Regions from separate parts of the Homo sapiens genome. Here region 2 is linked to region 1. A link is an interaction called in ENCODE POLR2A ChIA-PET data of the cell type or tissue named here. Cell type or tissue: GM12878. All regions are shown on one strand. Links, peaks and the distances in the headings refer to the core of each region. The heading gives the core; the rest is flanking DNA. Region 1 overlaps OAZ2 (ornithine decarboxylase antizyme 2). Region 2 holds the start of RBPMS2 (RNA binding protein, mRNA processing factor 2).

Region 1 (5,370 bases), core at 136-5,135:
AAGAAGAGTCCCTGTGGAACGCAGAATAGCCCTAGTGAAATGACTTTTGCCTGGCATCTGCCCAGGGGCCCTTTCTCAGATGGAAGGGGCATCGGTAGCTGGAAATCAGCCTCTACAGCCACACTAGACTGGAGGTGGTCATCACCCTCTCACCTTTCTTACTTTCTATTTTGCTAAGTGATGGCACATCTTTTTGCGTAGGGATTAGTCATCAAAGACATTCCTAGTCTCAGAGTAAAAGCTACCTGTATGAGGGAAGTGAGGGCACCTTTGGGTGTTCTATGAGGCAGGGCCTGAGACAAGAATGGGTCAGAAGAGGTTGAGAGGGGGAAATGAATGTAGAACTGTGTTGGGAATGTGGTTTTCATGTCTTCAATTGATACCAAAAGGTAGCTAATACCAAGGCCATCTGACTTTCTCTGACAGGTAATAGAAACCAGAGAGAAAGGGTGCAGAATTGAATGAGCGAAGGAGGCTACTGATTCAAGTGAAACATGATCAGAAGTATATTAAGGAGAATTTGAATTCAAGTATTTTTTAGATGTAGCTAAGTGGAAGTTACTCACAGAATTACTTTTATATGGAATCTCTTCTCTGTGTACTCTGTACTCTTTTGGTAGCCATCTGTGGGGGATTGCTTTCAGGACCTTCCCCTTACCAAAATCCAAGGGTCCATTATATAAAATAGTGTAGTATTTACATATAACCTACATATATCTTCCCATATACTTTAAATTATCTCTAGATTACTTATAATGCATAACACAATGTAAATGCTATGTAAATAGTTTTAGTGCTCTTTTTATTTGTACTTTTTTTTATTATGCTGTTGTTTATTTTTTTCCTGAGTATTTTTGATCCATGGTTGGTCAAATCCACGAATGTGGAACCTGTGGATATAGAGGACCAACTGTATGTAAATCAAAACTGACTAAAGACAGCTGGAAGTAATTTTTTTTTTTTTTTTTTTGAGGCAGAGTCTCGCTCTTTTGCCAGGCTGGAGTGCAGTGGTGCAGTCTTGGCTCACTGCAACCTCTGCCTCCCGTGTTCAAGCGATTCTGCTGCCTCAGCCTCCCAAGTAGCTGGGACTACGGGCGTGTACCACCACGCCCAGCTAATTTTTGTATTTTTAGTAGAGACGGGGTTTCATCATGTTGGCCAGGATGGTCTTGATCTCCTGACTTTGTGATCTGCCTGCCTCTGCCTTCCAAAGTGCTGGGATTACAGGCGTGAGCCACTGCGCCCGGCTGGAAGTGATTCTTTAACAGAAGATCCTTTACTTTTATCAAGAGACTTAAGGTTAATTCTAAATAGTAAGTACCCTAGAGATTTAGAAATAGCATTTGAATTATAAAAATTTTATTTACCATCATCATTGCCCAGCTGTACATCTGCTGCATACGCTGCCTGTCTGTAGTCAGTGTGTGAAATTGTAACCTGCTAAGGGCATTTCAGACAACAGTTTCACAGACACTTTAAATTAGAGGCAGCAGGATGTGATATGTTAGTAGCACTCATATGTATTCTGAGGAGTGTTTCCAAGGGCATGTCCTATCACTGAGAAAATAAAAGGCACTAACAGATTGGCTCTAATCTTCCATCTCTCTTCCGAATTGCCTTGTATGCTGGATACCTGACACCTTAGTTTCTGGCATGGGATATATGTATTTTTTTCTCTTCCAAAGCAGGACCAGCCCAGCTGGATGTTTGGGTTCGGTCTGATACATTTGATTTTCCTTAATCAGCCTGATCTTTTCAGCCTCTGAAAAGGACTGAGATTCTTTTTTTTTTTTTTTGAGACAGTCTCGCTCTGTCACCCAGGCTGGAGTGCAGTGGCACGATCTCAGCTCACTGCAACCTCCGCCTCCCTGGTTCAAGCAATTCTCCTACCTCAGCCTCCCAAAGTGCTGGGATTACAGGGATGAGCCACCATGCCCAGCCTGTTTCTTAAATCATCCTTTAGGTGGTTGAGATTAAACAATGCCTGCCCTCAAGTGGTGTGACCAGGAGGTGAGGAAGGATTGGAAAAAGCTGGGGATAGGAGCCAGTTAGAAACAAGACTAAACTGAATATGAAACCCAACCTGGTTTGGATCTTATGATAGGAAGACTTGTGTTTAGAAGTCACTGTCTGTTGTGCTTAAATTCTTCCAGGATTCATTATTCCTAATGAGCTTGGTGGCGTAGCTTCAATACCATTTGAACACTAAAGCCATTATCAGAAGAGAAGGCCATTACTGGGTAATTTCATGCCCCTTAATGTCTTTAACTACCACATACGTACCCATCCCCCTTCCTTTCTCACTTCAGAAATGACAGGTTTTTTGGAAGAGAAGCAATTTGCCATTCACAGCAAGTAACTAATAACAGATGCTTTATGTGGACGATGAAGATAATTATTGTGATCTACTGTCTACTAAACTTATCGCAAACCCCAGCTGTTTCTTTTAGGGAACTGGAACTAGTTCCCAGAGTGGGGGCTTGAAACACCCCTCCACCCCCACTCACACACACACTTGCTTATCTGCGCAGATTTATGGGGGAGGAGCAGAGAGCCTCCAGGATCCTTGTATGTGAGAATGGGGAAGTAAATGACATGTTACCATGGCGTAGATATCTTGCGTTTATTTGAAGAGGAGAGAGATCAGGAAACCAGAAATATCACAAGCCCCACTGCTAAATATGACTAGCTTAAAGAAAGAAATATCACAAGCTCATAGATTAGTGCTGGACACAGGGCAGGCAGGCTCCAGGGATTACTTCTAGGAAGACAAAGGGTATTATGGTCTAAAAAAAAATCCTCACTTTATTCTTGTCTTTTCAGTGAGTTGGCCCATTGCTTCTGCTGTTTGCAAGTAAAAATTAGCTAAGAATCAAGATGGTAGTTGGGATGCAGGGCAGAGGTTGAATGCAGCTCGCTCATCTAAAGACCATTTGAGGAATAATTCCTTTGGAAGTAGGAGCCTGGCACCAGAATTCTAGAATTGCAAGGGCTTGGTGATTGATAGGGTTATTTTGTGAACCTAATTAATTCTCTGTATACAAGATGATAATCTGTCTATCCCAGAGGGGTTTGCCCCATCTTTGGGTAGCTCCACTGACCAATAGAAGCAAACCAGCTTTCTCCCGTGGTCCAGCCCTCCTTATGCCCCTGCAGGAACCTCAGCACAGAGAAGTGATCATTGGGGAATGAGAACGGAATCATATGATGTGGTGCATGTGTGTGCATTTGCTTGGGGAAACTCCCCTCACCAAACTCTTGTCTTATTTTTTCTAGTCTGGACACTGTTATTCTGCCCCTTAACACATTGGAAGGGGGAATCACAATAGCTCATTGTCCCCAGCAGAAAATAACTCCTGTCCTTGAAAACAGTAGCATAGTCCTCTGTTAAGCCCTTTCTGTTTTTTTGTTTGTTTTTGTTTTTTTGAGACAGAGTTTTGCTCTTGTTGCTCCGGCTGGAGTGCAGTGGCGTGGTCTTGGCTCACTGCAACCTCCACCTCCCGGGTTCAAGCGATTCTCCTGCTTCGGCCTCCTTAGTAGTTGGGACTACAGGCACGCTCCACCACACCCGGCTAATTTTTGTGTTTTCAGTAGAGACGGGGTTTCACCATGTTGGCCAAGCTGGTCTCAAACTCCTGACCTCAGGTGATCCATCCACTTTGGCCTCCCAAACTGCTGGGATTACAGGCGTGAGCCACCACGCCTGGCCGTTTTTGTTTTGAGCTGAAGTTTCGCTCTGTCATCCAGGCTGGAGTGCAGTGGCACAATCTTGGCTCACTGCAGCCTCCACCTCCCAGGTTCAAGTGATTCTCCTGCATCAGCCTCCTGAGTAGGTGGGTCTACAGGTGCACACCACCACACCCGGCTAATTTTTTTGTATTTTTAGTAGAGATGGGGTTTCACCATATTGGCCAGGCTGCTCTCAAACTCCTGACTTCAAGTGATCCACCCGTCTCTGTCTCCCAAAGTGTTGGGATTACAGGCATGAGCCACTGCGCCCAGTTCAGCCTTTTCTGTTAACAGCTGTTGATGAGGCCGAGAGTGGAGGAGGTGAGGATGACCTGAGGTTTTCCAGAGGAGGGAAGAGGTAGATATGTGGTTACACCCCTAGATTTTTTTTTTTTTTTTTTGGGGGGGAGGAATCTGGCTCTGTCACCCAGGCTAGAGTGTAGTGGCACAATCTCGGCTAACTGCAGCCTCCACCTCCTGGGTTCAAGAAATTCTTCTGCCTCAGGCTTTTGAGTACCTGGCATTACAGGCACCTGCCACCACGCCCGGCTAATTTTTGTACTTTTAGTAGAGGTGGGGTTTCGCCATGTTGGCCAGGCTGGTCTTGAACTCCTGAGCTCAAGTGATCCTCCCTCCTCGGCCTCCCAAAGTGCACCCCTAGATACTGATGCTGCTCCTCACCCATGGACACTTCCCTGGGAAATCCATTTCTCAAAGAAATTTCCAAGTATACTTGTAGGCCCCCAGTTGAAATCTTTGAGAGAACAGACCCTAGGAGCTGAGCAGTGACGGGTTTGGACTTGCATTTTCAGCTGGAGTGCAGATACAGTTCTGCTAATAGGACTGCCCCTTTGGTTACTGTACCATTGCCATGTTAGGTGTGAATTCAGTTTTGTTGCTCTTCATTTAGAAGAATCCAAAATTGGCATGCCATGCTATATAAAGCAAAGGACAGTGTGAAGAATAGTTACCTCACACCGTTTTACAATGGCTTTCAGGGAAAAAAAAGCCCTGACTTACAGCATTTGGGGACTTTCGCAGTGTAAATACTCCTCCTTTGGCCAATTCAGGCTACCAACATGACATCATTAAACACATATTTGGCAAGAGATGTGCACGATTGTGTGAGCTGGCCCCAGCACACCACTGCAATACCCGCTAAATGTATCCAGTGCATTCCAGCTGCTCTGAGGCTGATGTGTGGTGGCTGGGGAACAGGCCTGTTGCTGAGTCGTGGTGTGTACACACACACACAATTTACCTCCTTCTCTGTTTCACTTGCCCTTGGCCTAGGGAATGAACTACATCTCAGTCTAAGGAACCACTAAATTGGATTCAAAGACAGTTGAGCAGATCTACAGCCCTGTTGGGTCCATCCGAAAATCAAGGTGGCCAGTAAGGTGACAGCTCTTTTAGGAGCCTTTTACCTGCTATAATCTGTCTGATTATTGGATTCTTTACTCAGGTCATAGCACGTATCCTCCTCTCCCAGCACATAGCCTGCACCCAGCACATCTGAGTGTGTGTTCTGACCACATCACTATTATGTGACCTCCCACGCTCAGGTCACGAAAGGATCAGCAAAGAAGGGCAAGAAGGCCCAGCATTTGGTGCATACCAGGGGCAAATCAGACATCACAG
Region 2 (5,370 bases), core at 51-5,050, 81 kb before region 1:
TGATATGGAGCATGACAGTGGGGGAGGCCTGGGGCACTGAAGAGATTACTAGAGGCTACACTACTAGGTCATAGCTGGGGAGACAGAGATATAAGTTCCTACCCTTCAGATGTCTGAAAGAGTTGTACACCCCAAACTCCTCTCTCTAGCCTCTTTCACATCAGCTTCTGGTCAGCACCAATGGGTACGCCTGACTACTCATGAAGGTGCGGGCTGGGTGGGAGCTTTGTGTTTATATGATCTCCAAATCCATGTGAGATTGGAGATTCTGCCATTTCAGGGGCCATAGGGGTGCACAGAGAGGGAAAAGACAGTTGTTGCCTCCAAAGTGCTTAAGGGCTGGTCACACATACAGGAAACTTTCTGAGGCATTAAGAATGCTCATATAAGAGGGCGGGCTCATGCCTGTAATCTCAGCACTTTGAGAGGCCAAGGTGAGCAGATTACTTGAGGCCAGGAGTTCAAGACCAGCCTGGCCAACACGGTGAAACCTTGTCCCTACTAAAAATACAAAAATTAGCCAGGTGTGACAGCGAGTGTGGTGGCAGGCACCTGTAATCCCAGCTACTCAGGAGGCTGAGGCACGAGAACTGCTCGAACCTGGGAGATGGAGGATGCACTGCACTCAAGCCTGGTGACATAGTGAGACTCCGTCTCAAAGAAAAAGAAAAAAAAAAGAATCCTCATATAAAGTTTGCCTATGAAGGCAAAAGAGAAAATAAACTGGAAATAATACAAATATCTAACAAGAGACAGGTTAAATAAGTAATGGCAGTCTAATAAGGGGTAAGCATTTACTACAAATTATGAAGAACTTAAGAAGAAATACAGGCTGGGTGTGGTGGCTCACGCCTATAATACCAGCACTTTGGGAGGCCAAGGTGGGAGGATCACTTGAGCCCAGGAGTTCAACACCAGCTTGGGACAACATAATGAGAGGCCAGTCTCTTAAAAAAAAAAAAAAAAAATTAGCTGGGCGTGGTGTTGCACCTGTAATCACAGCTACCTGGGAGGCTGAGGTAGAAGGATCACTTGAGCCCAGGAGTTCAAGGCTGGAGTGAGCTGTGATTGTGCCACTGCACTCCAGCTTGGGTGACAGAGCAAGATCTTTTTTCTAAAAAAAGAAAAGAAGGCCGGGCGCGGTGGCTCACGCCTGTAATCTCAGCACTTTGGGAGGCTGATGGGGGCAGATTACAAGGTCAAGAGATCAAGATCATCCTCACCAACATGGGGAAACCGTCTCTACTAAAAATACAAAAGTTAGCTGGGCGTGGTTGTGCGTTCCTGTAGTCCCAGCTACTCAGGAGGCTGAGGCAGAATAGCTTGAAACTGGGAGGTGGAGGTTGCAGTGAGCCGAGATCGCATCACTGCACTCCAGTCTGGCAACAGAGCAAGACTGCATCTCAAAAAAGCCCCCAAAACAAAAAAAAAAAAAATGAAAAAAGAAAAGAAATGTAGTGATGGGGGTCAGTTGTGGCCCCTGTGTCATTTGTCACCTTTTTGGGCCTTAGCTCTCCCATCTATGGAGAAAACAGAGACCAGAATGGAGAAGAAGGGTGACCAGAATTACAAGATGAGAGGCTCTTCTTTGAAAAATTCAAATTAACCATATAATGGCTGAGTTCAGAAATCTGGCCAGGCTCCTTCTCCTGGAAAAAGCATGGGAAAGGCAGGATCTTGAGGGAAGGGAAGATTTTGGATTGATTAGGGGGAGCGGGGGAGGAAGAGGAAGAGGAAGAGTATTCCTGGGCCAAAGTTAGAGACAAACCTGATAGGAAGACCTATTCTAGGGGAGGGGATGGTGATCAAGCCCACAGCCAGATTGGACTGAGGCCTGTGGAGGATGGTAGGGGTATCTGAGGGTTCCCAAGGTTGGTTCTATCTGGAGATGCCTGAGGCTGGAGGCATCTTAAAAACTCTGGGTAAAGGTCTGGCTCCTACAGGCAGCAGCTCCCTCTTCATAGGGCCTGAGCCAAGTGTTGGCAACAGGGCTGATGGGAAACCAGGGTGCTCTTGGCCTTGCCACCAGCAGAAAATGGTCCCCAGCCCACAGTAGGTGCTCAATAATTATTTACTAAAGGAATGAGTATATCATTGGAAAGACATTGCCCATCTCTAGGCCTCAATTTATCTGTGAGATGGCAGGTCAGGATGGAGATTATAATTTACTGGGAAGACTAAGCCACAGCACAGTGATCCTGTGGTGCTAGTCCTACCTAATTCAGGAGGTCGACACACAGAGGTTCTGGGGGCTCAGGCACTTGTCCACGGTCTGGGATCCTAACCAGTCCGTGACTGCAAATCCAGCTTTTCTTTTTTCTTTTCTTTTTTTGAGACGGAGTTTCGCTCTTGTTGCCCTGGCTGGAGTGCAATGGCAAGATCTCGGGTCACCGCAACCTCCGCCCCGTCCAGGAGAAGGGGCACTGAGGAGGGACCCAGTTCTCCCGCGGCTCTGCCGGATTCAGGCTGCAGCGCTTCCAGCGCTCCCCGAGGTGGGTGCGGGTTTCTACTGTGGCAGCAGGGCGGGCCCCCATCGGCTGGGTTTTCAAATAGAAGAGAAAACCGACCCAGAGGCCGCGCCCTACTGACCTGCGCGGGGGTGCGGGGGGAGTCACGACGACCTCCCCCACCTCCCCCAGCCTCTAGGCTATTACATCCGTCCCCAGCCTTCGGGCTCAGAATAGGAGGCAGGGAAAGGTGTGAGGGGCACTGAGGTCGGGGGAGGAGCGAGAAGACCCGAAAGCCAGGCGTGTTGAGGGCAAGGTGGGCAACAGAACCTTCTTGGTCATTCGAGGCAGCCCTCGCTAATGACCATTGGGGTCCCAACACTCGAATCCCCACCTAAGTCCTATTCAGATAGTGACTGGGAGTGGGAAGGGAGTTTGAGATCCTAAGTCCCACCCTCTGGGCTGGGAGCCTGAGGCCAGAGAGGGGAAGTGATTTCCTCAAGGTCACTCAGCAAAACAGCGCCCAGCCCGGGCCAAAGCTCAGGTGTCTCCCAACCCCCTCCCCCCGGCCATCACCCCCAGAACTCGGTCCCCCGGAGCTGAGGTCTGCGCGACTGGATTTAGGGGCAGAATGAGTGCGTCGGGAACCCCAAAACCCTAGATCAAGATACAAGGGGAGTCGACGGCCCGGAAACCTCGCTGCGGGTGCCCTAAGCGCGAGGCCGCCCGGGCAGGGCCGCCCAGGGACCGGGGCGCTGGGTGCGGGGCACGGGGCTCCACCTCCCGCGGGCTGGGGCGCGCAGCGCGCGGCCCCTTTAAGAAAGTTCGCCGGGCGAGTTCATCAAAGTTTAAAAACTCGCCGTGGAGAAGGGCGCGGGGGAAGAGGAGAGAGGGAGAGCGCTGACCCAGGCGAGAGAGAGGGGAAAGGCCCGGCCGGAGGCCGGCGCCCCGCGGCCGGGGCCGGGGCGAGCCCACGGTGGGCGGTGGGGATTGGCTGCGCGTTCCCCCGGAGACCGCGCGGCGGGCGGGGGAGGGGGCTGGCCGGGCCCCAGCTGAGGCCGGTTCCGGCCCCGCCCCCCGCCGCCGGCGCCCGCCCCCTCCCCCGGCGCCCGCCCCCCGCCGCCGCTGCCGCCGCCGCCGCCGCCGCGGCGCACTCGCCGGTCGCAGTGAAAAGGCGGAGGCGGCGGCCCCTCCGGCTCCCACTGCCTCCCCCGCCGCACCCCCTCCCCACCTTCCGCACCCGCCAAACTTGATGTGACCCTGGCCCGACGCGGAGGCTGCCCCTCTCACTGCCCCGTGGGTCCCCCGCCACCCGCTCCGCACCCGCGAGCGCACCGCTCCCCGCGCCCCTTCCCACTTCCCGCGGGGCCGGCGCCGCGCTCGCCCTCGCGTTCCTTCCCGCCGCCCCCTCCCCCGCACCATGAGCAACCTGAAGCCGGACGGCGAGCACGGCGGCAGCACCGGCACCGGCTCCGGCGCGGGCTCCGGCGGCGCCCTGGAGGAGGAGGTGGGTCTGTGGCCCCGGGACTTGCCGGGTGAAGCGCACGCCAGGCGGGCGCGGGAGAGGGCGAGCGGGGCCTGCCGCGCCTCGCGGGGCCGGGGTGGCCATCGCTCCCGGCGCCTTCCCGCCGCTGCCCTCTCGCCCGGGTAGGAGCGGCCCGTGTCCGCGGGCGGGAGCGTGCGGCCTGGACTGCCCCGCCGGACAGGCATTGTCTCCCCGCCCTCTCGGGCTCGAGGCGGGCCGCGCGCGCCGGCCGCCGTCCGGGCGTCCCGCGGTGGGCGAGATGCGCCGCGTCCGTTCCATGCCTGCCGCCCGCGCGCCCCTTGCTCCCCACCCCGTAGCCGCTCGCCGCCCTCCTCCGAGGCGCACCTCCTGCGTGGCCAGGACCCCGCCTCGGCGGCACGGAGCGGAGCGGGATTAGCACGGCCCGAGGGCGGCACCCTCACTCCACTGCCTTTTCCGCCCTGACCCCCTCCCCGTGACCTTGGAGGCCTGGGCCGGCCGGCTCCTCGGTTCCTGCGAGCTGTTGTCATGGGGGTGGGCGGGCTTTCTTCACAGCCCCAGAACCTGGGCTTTGGCAGAGGTGAGCCCACAATTTAATTAGTTTGGAAGATGACTAAAGACACTCAGTTCGTCCTTCTCCTCTCTCTGGGTTTGTCCTGGCAACCAAGCCAGGACCCCAAAGCTGGCCTGGGTGGGATCCTGCCAGGAGGGGCGAAATCATCTCGTCCACCGGCCATGTGCGAAAGGGAGGGAGTGTAAGGCGGCTCCGTGGAACCACCAGCAGCTGGGTGGTTAATGGATGGTAGGGAGGATGTGTGTGCGGGGTGGGGTGCTGGATAAAAGCCTCAAAGATATCAGTGAATAGGGACGAGGAGCTAGGCTGGCGGAGACAAGAACTGGAGTAGAAGGGGACAGGCTTCGCAGGGCCTCTGGCCTCTGCTGCGTCATTCTAGGGGTGAGAGAGCCTTCCTGCCCCTGCCCTGGCATGTTCTCGCCCAGGAAACCAAGGGCTGGTTATCCACCTTGGGCGCCCTTCCCCTTGGCCTGGGGGAGAAACCGCAGAGCCCCTGGTGTGGACTGGTGTTGCCTCCTCCCCTTGTGCTGGGGGTTGGTGCAGAATGGCGCCGGTGGCCCTCGGCTGGGCTGGGCTCAGCGCCGCCAGCTCCCACTCGGCTATTCAGAGACCTTCAGCCAGCCCCAGTCGATGACAATCTAGGTTTGGATCTCCACTTTTTGGCGGAAGGGGAAGGGAAGAATATACAACTGTGACATCTGTCCACTAATGACTTAAGTGTGGTGGATTTGTTTGGGCTCCAGAGGCCTTGCCCTCCTTGTACCTTGATGCCAAAAGGCCCTTGGCTTTGGGGATCTTGCCCCCATCCTGACTCTACCTGGCTGTTAGAATCTCCCTTGACAGTT

The links. ChIA-PET counts read pairs that join two places held together with the same protein. Peaks named below come from ENCODE experiments on the same cell type or tissue, not always from the same donor. Only the 100,000 strongest peaks of a DNase experiment are listed, where the experiment ranks them.
Region 2: POLR2A ChIA-PET joins it to region 1 with 10 read pairs; 3 of 35 experiments call an interaction of 5 or more read pairs at or near these places.

What each region holds. Positions count from the first base shown.
Region 1 is chr15:64,692,834-64,698,203 of GRCh38, reverse strand. All of the region lies in intron 1 of OAZ2 (ornithine decarboxylase antizyme 2), which reads left to right. Among named protein-coding and RNA genes, the nearest start is that of OAZ2, 7.8 kb to the left of the region's middle. In GM12878, for the core only: no CTCF peak of the experiment used is centred there; no DNase peak of the experiment used is centred there; H3K4me3 peaks cover 830 bases; H3K27ac peaks cover 1,082 bases.
Region 2 is chr15:64,773,817-64,779,186 of GRCh38, reverse strand. RBPMS2 (RNA binding protein, mRNA processing factor 2) reads left to right here and starts at 3,598. Exons shown (of 8, transcript NM_194272.3): 1 at 3,598-3,954. The coding sequence starts at 3,868. RefSeq lists enhancers at 2,045-2,890, 2,891-3,737 and a silencer at 3,173-3,422. In GM12878, for the core only: no CTCF peak of the experiment used is centred there; no DNase peak of the experiment used is centred there; H3K4me3 peaks cover 1,152 bases; H3K27me3 peaks cover 560 bases.